Regions from separate parts of the Homo sapiens genome. Here region 1 is linked to region 2. Evidence: chromatin contacts called from ENCODE Hi-C or POLR2A ChIA-PET data. All regions are on one chromosome and are shown on one strand. Each heading gives the region's core, a stretch centred on a gene start or an enhancer-like site at or near the end of the contact. The rest is flanking DNA. Distances are from core to core; before and after follow the strand shown. Region 1 holds the start of JAG1 (jagged canonical Notch ligand 1). Region 2 holds the start of LAMP5 (lysosomal associated membrane protein family member 5).

The links. Hi-C counts contacts between places; a loop is a spot of excess contacts on that map. ChIA-PET counts read pairs that join two places held with the same protein, here RNA polymerase II (POLR2A). Pooled maps may share reads with other maps.
Region 1: a loop to region 2 is called in a pooled map, with 5 times the contacts of the local background. The contact joins the promoter of JAG1 here to the promoter of LAMP5 in region 2. A Hi-C loop is called at or near these places in 3 of 37 single-sample maps with no recorded cell type and 5 of 50 pooled maps. POLR2A ChIA-PET finds 5 or more read pairs at or near these places in 1 of 52 experiments (H1).

Annotation. Positions count from the first base shown.
Region 1 is chr20:10,672,246-10,678,741 of GRCh38, forward strand. It overlaps JAG1 (jagged canonical Notch ligand 1), which reads right to left and starts at 1,754. Exons shown (of 26, transcript NM_000214.3): 1 at 1,205-1,754; 2 at 456-761. The coding sequence starts at 1,285. RefSeq lists a silencer at 1,977-2,376.
Region 2 is chr20:9,511,143-9,517,012 of GRCh38, forward strand. It overlaps LAMP5 (lysosomal associated membrane protein family member 5), which reads left to right and starts at 3,448. Exons shown (of 6, transcript NM_012261.4): 1 at 3,448-3,774; 2 at 4,311-4,483; 3 at 4,858-4,989; 4 at 5,114-5,219. The coding sequence starts at 3,711. LAMP5-AS1 (LAMP5 antisense RNA 1) reads right to left here and starts at 3,856. Exons shown (of 5, transcript NR_109957.1): 1 at 3,622-3,856. RefSeq lists enhancers at 15-64, 4,383-4,967.

The sequences.
Region 1 (6,496 bases), core at 504-3,003, 1.2 Mb after region 2:
CCCGGCCGTTCACGGGAAAGGGGAGGTTGCCAATTTGGACGGCGTTCGCAGGCCAGAACTGCGCCGAGTCGCCTTCCACGGCGCACCAGGTTTAATTAGTTAAGCAAAGAGATCAGCTACAACGATCTCTTGGCTTGGGGCCGGGAGAGTTACTCTGGGAACTTCAAGTTGCAAGTTTACACCGGCCTTCCTAGGAGCCTGGTCCCATAAACCCTCTGGGATCCCCACTTTTGTGCACTAAGCAAATAGCAGCAGGAATGGGACCCACCTCGACTACCCCAGCCGAGATCTAACTATAGTGTCCCGGCTCCCTCACCCGCCACCCCTAGAGATTTCCCCAGTTAGCGCCTAGTTTCAAGCCAAAGCCCTTTAAATCCCTCTCGCAAGGGATAACAGGGCTCGGCCAGGCGCGGGTGTGAGGCTCCGCCCGGCCTCCTTCCCGAGTAGTCACTCACCGGCCAGGCGAAACTGAAAGGCAGCACGATGCGGTTGCGGTCGTTGCCGCGGCTGGCCTTGAGGTTGAAGGTGTTGCCCCCGATGACAGGCGTGGACCCTGAGCCGAAGCTGCAGGGCCCCCCGGCCGTGACGCGGGACTGATACTCCTTGAGGCACACTTTGAAGTATGTGTCACACTCGTCGCGGGTGCACTTGCGGTCTCCCGGGTTCCGGGCGCCGCCGCAGCAGTTCCCGTTCTGCAGCTCCCCGTTCACGTTCTGCATGGACAGGATCTCCAACTCGAACTGACCCGAGGCCCCACACACCTGCCGGCGAGGGAAGGAGGTAGGTCAGCGCGGGAGAAAGCTGTTTTCTTCGAGTATAGAGGTGGCGACTCCCTCCCACTCCCCGCCCCGACGAGCCCTCCTCGCCGAGTGAAAATAATTTTGCGAAACTACGTTCAAGGACTCAACATGATTCCGGGGCAAAAAAAAAAAAAAATGCACGAGTGCGGAAGAAATCCGACGACTTCCCGGGGGGCAACAGCGGAGCGAACGCGCCCCTGTCCGGCCTGGAGGGGTCACCCTCAGGAGGCAGGGGCTCCCGTGGGGGAGTTGGCGCGCTCAGCCCAGGTGCAGCCGCTCGGGCGCAGGGGCGAGGAGTCGGGCGCTCGAGGGCTGCCGAGCCTGCTCGCGGGGCTCAACCGCCCAGGGCGCCGCGAGGGGAGGGAGAGGACGGCTGGGAGGGAGGCCCGGAGAAGGGCTCCTACCTTGGCTCGCAGGGCACAGAGCAGGGCGAGCAGGAGGCTTAGGGGGCGCCCGGACCGGCCGCGCGTCCGTGGGGAACGCATCGCTGCGCCGCGCGCCGCGGGCACTCGGGACGCCGCCGCTGCTGTTCGCGCTGGTGCTGCCGCCGGTGCTGCCGTCGCCGCTGCCCCTGCGGCCGCCGCGTCCCGGCTCTAATATACTCCGCCGATTGGAGCATGCACGACTGGAAAACAACACCACTTTTCAAAAGCCCTTTCAAGAGCGGCCCGTTCCAGAAGGCAAAGAGCCCGGCCTCCTTTTATTATTCTGATCGCTTCTTTGAGACGCTCCCCCTCCTCTTCCACCTCCCGGCTTTCTTTCCTTCTCTCGCGCTCCCCTTCTTTTATTATTATGATTATGCGCAGCCTTTTATTCCCTTTTAGATCAGCTGCATGGAAAAAGGGGGGAGGGAGGGGAGAAAAAAAAAAACCAGCCTAGCTCGCGGGCCGGCCGCAGGTAACACAATGACGCGTGCCCGCCCGGCTCTCGGAGAAGGACCCGGAGAGCCCGTCTGGCAGCAGCGGCCGGGGCTGGCCACCTCTACCCAGCACGCCGGGCAGGGCGCATGCGCGCTTATTAATATTCATGAGAGGGCGTGCTCACCCTGGGCACGCCCCTCCCCTTCACGTTGCTGGGGAGGGGGTAGTGCGAGGAGGAACTTGGAAGGGGTTGGGGGCAGCGGGATGCTCAGGGCGGCGTAGAAGAACCAGGGCCCCACACCAACCCCCGCCCTCGGGAGCTTCGGGCCAGGAGGGAAGGGAGAGTGCGGGGAGGTACTTGGAAGGGATCGTTGCTCAGGGACGCCTGGAGGCCCCCAGCGGGGACCGCCCCCTCGGGCGCCCCGGGCCGTGCGCCTTTGCCCGCGCGTCGGGGCCCCAGGTGTAGGCGCCGCGGCGCTGACTGAGCGGTCGGAGCGGGGCAGCTTCCGCCTTCCGAACCGCCTGCGTCAGCTGCGGCTTTCGCCCCGGGAGGAGGGCCTGCCTGCCCGCCGGGAGTTCGGCCCGCTTCCCGCGAGCGAGCCGCCCAGAGCGCTCTGCTGGCGGCAGAGGCGGCGGCGAGGCTGGCGCGCTTGCCGCCGTCTGCTCGCCCCGCGGAGGCGACCTGGGCAGACGCTGCTGGGAACTTTGAAAAACTTTCCTGGAGCCAGGCTTGCCGCAGATTCGAGGGGAAGCCTCGGCCGCGTCCCACCCCCTCCCAAATCCGAGTCTGCGGAGCCTGGGAGGGCTCCCAGCTTCCTATCCAAACCGCGCCGGGGCAGAGGCGCGGGGAAACCGGGGGTAGAAGGCGGCGGGCACGCCGGGGCCCTGTTCAGGCTTTGGGAAGGGCCGGCGGAGATGCTGGTGGGCTTGGACGCCCTCCCCGGCCCGACGCCCCGGCCGCAGTGCCGGGATTGCACCTGTAGGCGGCCTCCGAGCAGCTCTCTGGGTGGCAAGAGATGGGCCTGGGAGGGACCGTGTCCCCAGCACCGCCAGCCGCGGAACTTGCCTTCTCTGGGGTGGCAGTGGAAACCGATACTGTTTTCCACCTTGAGGCAAGCCTCGCAATTAACAGCTACACTCCTGGTCATAATCAAGGTCGAAGAAAGCCCGTGGGCTGGCCGTAGCCTCTGCTAACCCCTCTCCCACGGGCTTGCTGTTGCATTTGAGGGGACCTTTATATGGAAACATCGACTTCCTTTGAAGGGTGGACAAAGTTTTGGCCCTAATAGTAGGTATGTCCTGCAGAAAAGCGTGACTATTCAGCGGCCGGTTTGGGGCTTGAGTTCTCCTGGGTGTGGGGCGTGATGGGCTGGCAATAGGTCAAGGGAAAATAGTTTCCAACATGCTGAGTTATGAGCATAAAAGGGTGGGTATTTGTGGTTATCTACTTATTGCATTTGATGGGAGGCTCAGTATGAACAATATTTTCAGTGCCAAATCTCATCATTCTGAGGAATAAACTAGGGCAGCTAACTGACCTCTTTACATAGGTTCAAAGCTACCAAGGATGGTTAGGAGTCTTGGCATTTTAACAGCCTAAGAAATGCTCCTAAGAAAAGTGCTTACTTAGTGGTAATGTGTCCCATCTTGAGCACTGGCGGGAGAATCCATGTTTTGGAAGGGAGGTTTCTAAGAACAGAGCAAGTTTACAGCTGGTCATGTTAGCAGCTGGGGTAGGCAGCGACAACCTGGGTGTTTCAATGTGCCCCAGCCTCCCTTTCCCCAATTATCCTAAATCAAGGCAACCAGTTGTCAACTGTAATCCCATCTACACTTTTCTCACTGAGGTTTCCATCAACACCAGTCTCCCCACTTATCTGTCCCGTTCTAATTTCTACTCCCAAGTATCCCTGAGTTTGGGTGCTAAATAACGGTTTAAAAGTAAAATGGGCCGCGAGCTGTGGGTCACGCCTGCAATCCCAGCACTCTGGGAGGCCGAGGCGGGTGGATCACGAGGTCAAGAGATTGAGACCATCCTGGTCAACATGGTGAAACCCGGTCTCTACTACAAATACAAAAATTAGCTGGGCGTGGTGGCACATACCTGTAGTCCCAGCTACTCGGGAGGCTGAGAGAGGAGAATAGCTTCAACCTGGGAGGCGGAGGTTGCAGTGAGCTGAGATCATGCCACTGCACTCCAGCCTGGCGACAGAGCGAGACTCCATCTCAAAAAAAAAAAAAAAAAAAAAAAAGGCAAAATGGTGCTGAAAAAGGCTGGTGTGATCTTAAAGAGCACACTCCTTGGAGTTCCCTATGTCGGACCCTGTTTTAATTCTGTGCCTTGTGCCCCCCACAGCTCTCAGGAAAGAGGCTGCGGAGCCAGACCTTTAGTTAAAGTGTTTAGATCTCCACCTGGCTTCACCTAGAAGGGCTACCTGAGATTGCAGGTGCCACCAGTTGCAATCTGGGCCACATGCAAGCTGGTGTCACCTCCAGTCCACCAGTGAATTTAGCCCATTTGACTGATAGGAAAGAAAATATAAACTCTGAGAGGTGAAAACTACCTGATTACACCTAACAAGAATGTCAAATCACTGATAAACACAAAATTTTTATGTCACATAGCACAGAGTCCCACACCCTTCCTGAGCCTGGGAACCCACTTTTAGAGAAGGCAGTTGTGGGCTAGAGGGAATTCTTTTGAAAATTTTCAGTTGGGGCTCTTCCAAATAATTGGGACTCCCCCAAAAAGCCAGTCACGTTTACCACAACAGACACTGAGTGGAAGCTCTATCCTCTGCTTCCTTGAAGCCGGTTGTCAGGCCCCCTCCTTAGAGAATGAGGAACTGCTGCCGAGAGAACTGAAATACAGAGATTCCCCCTTGGCAGGGCTTGTCCTGCTTTGGGGTATAGCCTCCAAGTGTAAATGAATATTCCAGAACAACCTTCCTGTGGAAAATGCCATCTTTAGCTGTCATACCTACACCTGAGAGAAGGGGAGAGGCTTGTAGTCAGTTACTATCTGACCTGTCTCGTGTGCTCAAACATCATCCTTGGATATCTTTTCCTTTAATTCTAAAAAGATGATGGATGCCTCATTTTTTCTTTTCCCAGAAAACTTGCCCCACTTTTATCTAGTCAACAACATATAGCAGTTCTGAACCTGCAAAAGCTTTATAAGAGACATTCAAGCTATATTAGCTGTATTTAAGTACATCTAATCAACTGTAATCCTTGGTTAATCAACACTGTGGTTAAAATAAGCTAATCAATATTTATTGAGAACTGCTATTATAAGCAGTAACATCGATGATCTAAAAAATATTATGTTAAGTGAAATAAGCCAGACACAAAAGACTACATCCTGTATGAATTTATTTATACGGAGTTCCAGAACAGGAAAAACTGGTGAAAAAAGATCACAAGAGTGATTTTGAGGGTGGGTGGGTGGGAGCAGAGCTTCACTGGGATGGGCTTGAGGCTCTTCTGGTGGCATTGTGGGGTAATGTTTCATATTTTTGATAGGTGTTTGGGCTACACAGGTGTATGCATTTGTCAAAATTTATTAAATAGTACATTTAAGATTGTATTTCATTAGGTGTTCAAAAGAGGAAAAAAGAATTGTGAACAGATATTCACCTCCAGTTATATGAGTGCTGAAGCATTTAGCGGGGAAGTGGAATGATATCTGCAACTGACACTGAAATGCATACAAAATTAGAGGGATCAGAGAGGATGGCTGGGTGGGTGGTTACACGCTGAAGCAAAATAGTAAAGTCTTTTTTTGTTTTTTTGAGACAGAGCCTGTTGTCCAGGCTGGAGCGCAGTGGCACAGTCTTGGCTCACTGCAATCTCCGCCTCCCAGGTTCAGGTGATTCTCCTGTTTCAGCCTCCCGAGCAGCTGGGATTAGATGCATGCCATCATACACGGCTAATTTTTGTATTTTTTAGTAGAGATGGGGTTTCACCATGTTGACCATGGCTGCTTTAAAACTCCTGACCTCAGATGATCCTCCTGCCTTGGCCACCCAAAGTGCTGGGATTACAGGCATAAGCCACAGCGCCCAGCCAGTAAAGTCTTAATGGTAGAATTTAGGTGTTACAGTGGTGTTCACTGCAAAATTCTTCGACATTTTTCTATGTTTGAAAATTTTCCTTCTTAAATCTTGGGGAAGATAGTTATTGATTTGCCAGGTATTTTGTGGGTGCCAAGAATATGGTGGGCAACACCACAATACTGGTCTTCAGCACTACTGAGTGGAGAGTGTGTTTCAAAGGAATGGTGATACTGTAGATTTTAAGAGTGAATGAGGCTGGGAGCGGTGGCTGACGCCTCTAATCCCAGCACTTTGGGAGGCCAAGGCGGGCGGATTACCTGAGGTCAGGAGTTCGAGAACAGCCTCAACATGGAGAAACCCCGTCTCTACTAAAAATACAAAATTAGCCAGGCGTGGTGGTGCATGCCTGTAATCCCAGCTACTCAGGAGGCTGAGGCAGGAGAATTGCTTGAACCTGGGAGGCAGAGGTTGCGGTGAGCCGAGATGAGATGGCACCATTGCACTCCAGCCTGGGCAACAAGAGCGAAACTCCATCTCAAAAAAAAAAAAAAAAAAAAAAAAAAAGAGTGAACGAAAGGAAAGTAGTTCTTTCTTCCCATTCTTCATTCCAGTTAGGTTCAAATTGTAGAGAAGGCACATGTAAAATATCCATTAAGATCTTCCTTATTCCTTGTTTGAACTTGCAGAGATGTTAACACAAGTTCACAAATCCTGTTCCACGGATATGTTATCTTTCTGCCCCTTTCCAGCAGAGCCCAGTGAAGCTCACATGTCCCGC
Region 2 (5,870 bases), core at 2,198-4,697:
ACTGTAAAGTGAACTGAAACCTCAATAAACCAAATTTCAGCTGCAACAAAGCCCAGCCTTTTCCTTTTGAAGCTATAAATACGCTTTTCTTATTAGTATTGTTCACTAATTTTCATAGTTTTGTTTCTTGATTCTACAAATACAAGTCAATTGCTTGCACAACCAAGTATGAAAAGATGCCCCTAACAACTTAAAAAGTTTAATTTTATTTAGAATAAATTTTGCATAGGCCATTCTTTTGCATATGCCATATGTGGGTAAATTATCAAATACGGAAATGAAATAGGGGTTCTATAGTACATAAGGCATTGTTGATTTACGGCCTAATTTGCTTTTTATTGCAAATGGATAAATATGGATGGATGAAGAGTTACATCTTTGCATTGATTCCCTATTCAATAGATATTTCTTCCATCCGTATCCTTCCTTCCACCCTACATCAGTTTGTCAACTTCTTTCAAGACTCACCTTCTCCAAGAGACCTTTTTTCATCAATTTCAACCACTCTCCCACCTGGGATGCCTGTCTTACTTTTTTTTCCCCCTGAACATTTATGCAGACACTGTGCTAGGCTAACTGGAATCTTTATGTAAATTCTTCTCATCCAAATTGAAAGTTCTATGCAAGGGCCTCTTCTTGCCCTTTTATAAAACAGCAACCACTCAATGGCATGAGATTCATAAAGGCTAATTCAGTAAGTATCCATATGAATTGAAAAACAGCCTTTGAAGGACCTAGAAGATCTAGAGGAGATCCCAAATCCAGTGTGTTTAGGTCACACTGCACCCTAACAGTTTCTACTGACCACCAGCAGCAATAATAAAAATTGACACAGTTACCACCCACACAGGTGTACATATTTATGTCAATTTCTCCTACCATCTTTTAGACTTGAGAAATGAAAAGTAGAGCAAATTCTGGGGAACATTGTTAATATATTAAAATGCAATTTAATGGCAAATTTTGCTCCTTGATCACTTCTTTGCTTATTTTAGAGAACCAAAGAGTTTTTTTCCAGAATGATTAGAAAGATATTTAATTAATGTAGGTGAAAGTTGTAGGTATAATGACCTAACTCCTATTGCAATGTATCACAGTGGATAAGATGATAAATTAATGGGCATTTGTTAGCCATGTTTAAGATTAAATATTAAAAAAGTCATTAAACTGATTGTGCTTTGAAAATAATCCCCCCAGAAAAAAAGAGTTAAAATTGCTTTCTTTCTTCTTTCAACCCATTTGAGTACTCTAGGGTACACTCTCCAGTGTCAACAAAGAGATCATTTATATCAGGTATAATTTTCAAAGGAACAACCATCTCATTTGTAAATCAACTACTACATTTTAAGATCAATGACCAATGCTACTACTCACCTAATCTTTTATTATTAAGGCAGATAATCATGAATTAATTCAGTTGATCTTTTAACAACTTATATAGTGAAGATATCTGCAATAACATACTGCAAGAGAAATTGTCAAAATCTTTTATAGGTGTCTCTCCTACTTGTGTAATGATAAATATCTTTTGGTTTTCAAAGCATCAAGCATACTGGAAGTAGTAAGTATTCGGTTAATGTTTATGGATCTATTTGTACTTTGTTTATTTATACTCATTGGCCCATTTGGTTTAACTAGCCATCCCCTGAGTTATTTTCCCAATTTTTCAGATGAGAACAAATAAAATCTTCAGAAGGTCACAAAAATAATAAGTAGTGAATCCTGGACTGAAATCTACTCATTTCTGTCCTCATAAAATACTGGAGAGAGAGAGAGAGAGAGAGAATAAATACTTTATTACATGTCTCATTGTTTTCCAGTTTTACAGTACTACAGGAAAATAAGTGTTTAATAATAATTGCTAACATGAAAAAATGTAACACATACAAATGTTATCTCTTCCACTTTCAACTGATGAGAACTGACGTTTTATCAATCTTCTGTATAAAATCATTTCTGTTAAGTTCTGTAAAATTTGCATCAATTCTTCTATATATAATCATCTTTGTAAAGTTCTTGAGAAATGTTTGGATGAAATACTGAACTACAAACATAAAAGTCAAGATGTCAAAATATAATGTCAATTTTAATATTACTTTATACTTTGAATTGCTAGTGATCTAATGATTGATATAGGAATATGTTTGAAAGCCAAAAACATTATATAGATACTTTGTGGCAGATATGTCAGAATGTGATTATACTTAAAACAGCATTCTATAAATTTGAAGAATGTGAATTAATGATAGAGATTTCAGATTTCAGATTATTATTTGATATTGAATATAGATTTTTATGGAAGTCAAAATATGGAGTAAAAATATTATATAAGGAGAAATGAAGATAATCTCACAGAGTTAAAGCATGTGATTTTTGTATTTTAATTCTAACTGACCATGTGACATTTGGGAAGGTCATTTAATTTATTTGAGCCTCAGTTTTGGGGTATGTAAAACCACAGTAACTCATATCTTTCCTTGCCTACCCTCTAAGATTGGGGAGAATCAAATTAGATAATGCAGGTGAAATACTTTGCAATTTTCCCTTTAATATGACATTGTTTTATAACATTATATTACTGATGCAACATTTATTTGCATTATGAAATATCTTCTAAGGAATAAAATATTTGGACATCACTACAATTGATGAGGACTGCATGTGTATTTTTGAAAGCTGTATTCTGATTTACAGAGCAAAAATAAAAAATAAGCAAGCTACCAAATATGTAAATACAGGAATTAGCCCAGTAGTATTTGTTCTTCTGTTCCACTACAGGCTTTAGAGTAATATCAGTGTGTGTTTTTCTTACATAACTATGTGACATTACTTAGGGCATAATTCTAAAATTTCTGTCCTAGGAGACACTAGATAACTCTCAAAAACTTCTGATTTGCTTGCATCCCTTTTTGGCAGAGTGGTCACAGTATAATGCGGGAGGGTAGGTGACCCCAGAGTTCAGAGTCCTCATGCACCCGGGAGCAAAATTCACAGGAAAATAAGCCCACATGGAGCTACTGCATTGTCTGATGGCCTCGTTCGAGGAGGCGTCAATTTAACTTTAAACCCATGAGCTCATTGAGAGCAGGGGAGAGAAGGGGATGTCTCCAAATTCAGGAAACTGTTGCCATAGCATTTTCCCTTCTCTATTCCTGCATAGCCCTCCTCCCCCGAATCAGCAACAATTTTTGCTCCACCGTTTTCTTTCGGGAACCAGATGCGTTTTCAGAAGACAGTACTCCAGTGATAAGGTATCTACACCACTTAATAACTGTACCTGGTAAGGAGATTTAATAAGGCTGAGGGTGGTATTAAGTTTCTCAGAACAGACTCATCTTTGCGGATGCAGTTGCAGAACAGGAAACAGACCCAGGGAGAAGTTTAGTCCCCCCAGATCTCATTGGCCCTCCGCACAAGCCAAGCCACAGCCACTCCTGCCACACAATCGGATTGCTTTCAGCACTCGCAGCCGTGGACCGCCGTGCGGTCCTTTCCTCCGCAGTGAGCCGATTTGCTCTGCCAGCAGCTGTCGGTGCCGCGCTCGACACCGAGTCCTAGCTAGGCGCTCACAGAATACGCGCTCCCTCCCTCCCCCTTCTCTGTCCCCCGCCTCTCGCTCACCCCGGCCCACTCCAGCGGCGACTTTGAGGGATTCCCTCTCTGGCGGCCTCTGCAGCAGCACAGCCGGCCTCATTCGGGGCACTGCGAGTATGGATCTCCAAGGAAGAGGGGTCCCCAGCATCGACAGACTTCGAGTTCTCCTGATGTTGTTCCGTGAGTAGCGATTTGGCGACTGGGAGAGAGGACGGGCACTCTTTGCAGAGAACAGAGCCGGCAAAGTAAAGTCAATTAGCTTGAGATAAAAAATATGGCCCTTAATGTTTTGCGGTGTTTTTTCTTTTTTTCTTTTAGGGGAGGAGGGAGGGCCTTCCTCGCCGGTGGCAGGGAATTCCCCTGAGAGCCATACACCTCTGTGGCATATTCCAGACAGAGCCTAGACAGGCCAGCTTCGTGAGGTCAGAGCATTGGCAAGAAATATTTACTTTAAAATCCCAAGATGTAGAAAACAGCCAGCTATATTACAAACAAAGTCAGGATTTTTAATTTTTTTAACTGTATTTTCATTATAAATTAACAGCGAAGGAATGAGGCTTGTTAGACCCGGGTTAGAGAAACGGCTCGTAGAGCGCACAGCTGCTGGCAGAGAACTTTGTCACTCCAAAGCCTGCAGAGCACTGTCTCCCCACCCTAGCGCCCGAGACGCGTGGGCTGAGCCCTGAACTGATGGAATTGTTTTGTTTGTTCCGCAGATACAATGGCTCAAATCATGGCAGAACAAGAAGTGGAAAATCTCTCAGGCCTTTCCACTAACCCTGAAAAAGATATATTTGTGGTGCGGGAAAATGGGACGACGTGTCTCATGGCAGAGTTTGCAGCCAAATTTATTGTACCTTATGATGTGTGGGCCAGCAACTACGTAGATGTAAGGAATCTTTCCCCCCCCTCAGCTTGCTCCTAGGGCTCCAGGGCGAAGGGCACCCTTCCTCAAGGCTCTTCGAAGACCTGGGTTGCCCGCCTTCTTTCCCACACCCCGGCAGGCTGCTCCCGAATGCTGCATGGGGATTCCAGCTTGTAATGCCTTCTGTTCCCCTGCCTGCTTTGAAAGTAAACCCCCTTCTCTCCGCTTCCCTATCGGGGCTGCACGTAGAGCATCTAACCGCATGTTCCCGGAACCTGGGATGCGCGCGCGCAAAGGAGCGCCCAAGCGTGCAACCCAGAGTTTGGACGCGCCGCCCTTTACAGCCCCCGCCCCGGGGCCGGGCGAGCTGAGGGGGCGCGGGGCGTCTGTGTTCCCAGCTGATCACAGAACAGGCCGATATCGCATTGACCCGGGGAGCTGAGGTGAAGGGCCGCTGTGGCCACAGCCAGTCGGAGCTGCAAGTGTTCTGGGTGGATCGCGCATATGCACTCAAAATGCTCTTTGTAAAGGTAACTCCGAGCCCAGCGGGCAGAGGGGCCGCAGGCTCCGCGTGGGTGTGGGAAGTGGCGGCCCCTAGGTTTAAGAACCCAGACGCTGCGGGGACGATTGAAGCGCACCTCCCCGGCTCAACAGGAAAGCCACAACATGTCCAAGGGACCTGAGGCGACTTGGAGGCTGAGCAAAGTGCAGTTTGTCTACGACTCCTCGGAGAAAACCCACTTCAAAGACGCAGTCAGTGGTGAGTGGAGGCTGGCATGGCTGGGGAGGGAGCCTGGGAACTCGCAGAACAGGCTTGGAGAGAGAATTCCTCAAGGTTTTGGAAACCGTCCCACGCTTTGAGGTCCCAGGCCAAGTCTTCCCTCGGCTTGCTCTTTAGGGCGGAAGAGGCGGGAGCGCCCATGAGTCTTCTGGGTCTCAGGCCTTGTAGATCCGCCAGGAACCGCAGGCGTGGGGACCCAAACGTCACCCGTGGCCTGATCCTAGATAAGAAGTCCCTTGAAGGCCTGTCGTTCCCTGGTGCTTCAAAACGACCTCTTATGATTTGGCCTTTGAAGGACCACGGAGAAGGGCAAAGCTGCATTTTAATTTTCTTCCGCATCCTGGTTTTGTTTCTTATGCGCTAAAACTGCAAGGGGGCAGTGCGACTTTCCTTTTCAGTCAGGATGTGATGGCCTTCAGTGTCTTTTTGCGCATGGCAGCATGGCTCGCACGGGATATTCAGTCATCGACTGCAGCTACCTGACAGTGGATTCTGCACCATGTATAATTTACTAGCGTTTCTGGCCCATCCCTCCGACAACTCAGCCAGATCCTCCTCGGCAAAACGAGCGTTCATCCCCCAAATAACAATATTCCTATCTGCAGACACCGTCAAAGACCACATTTAAAT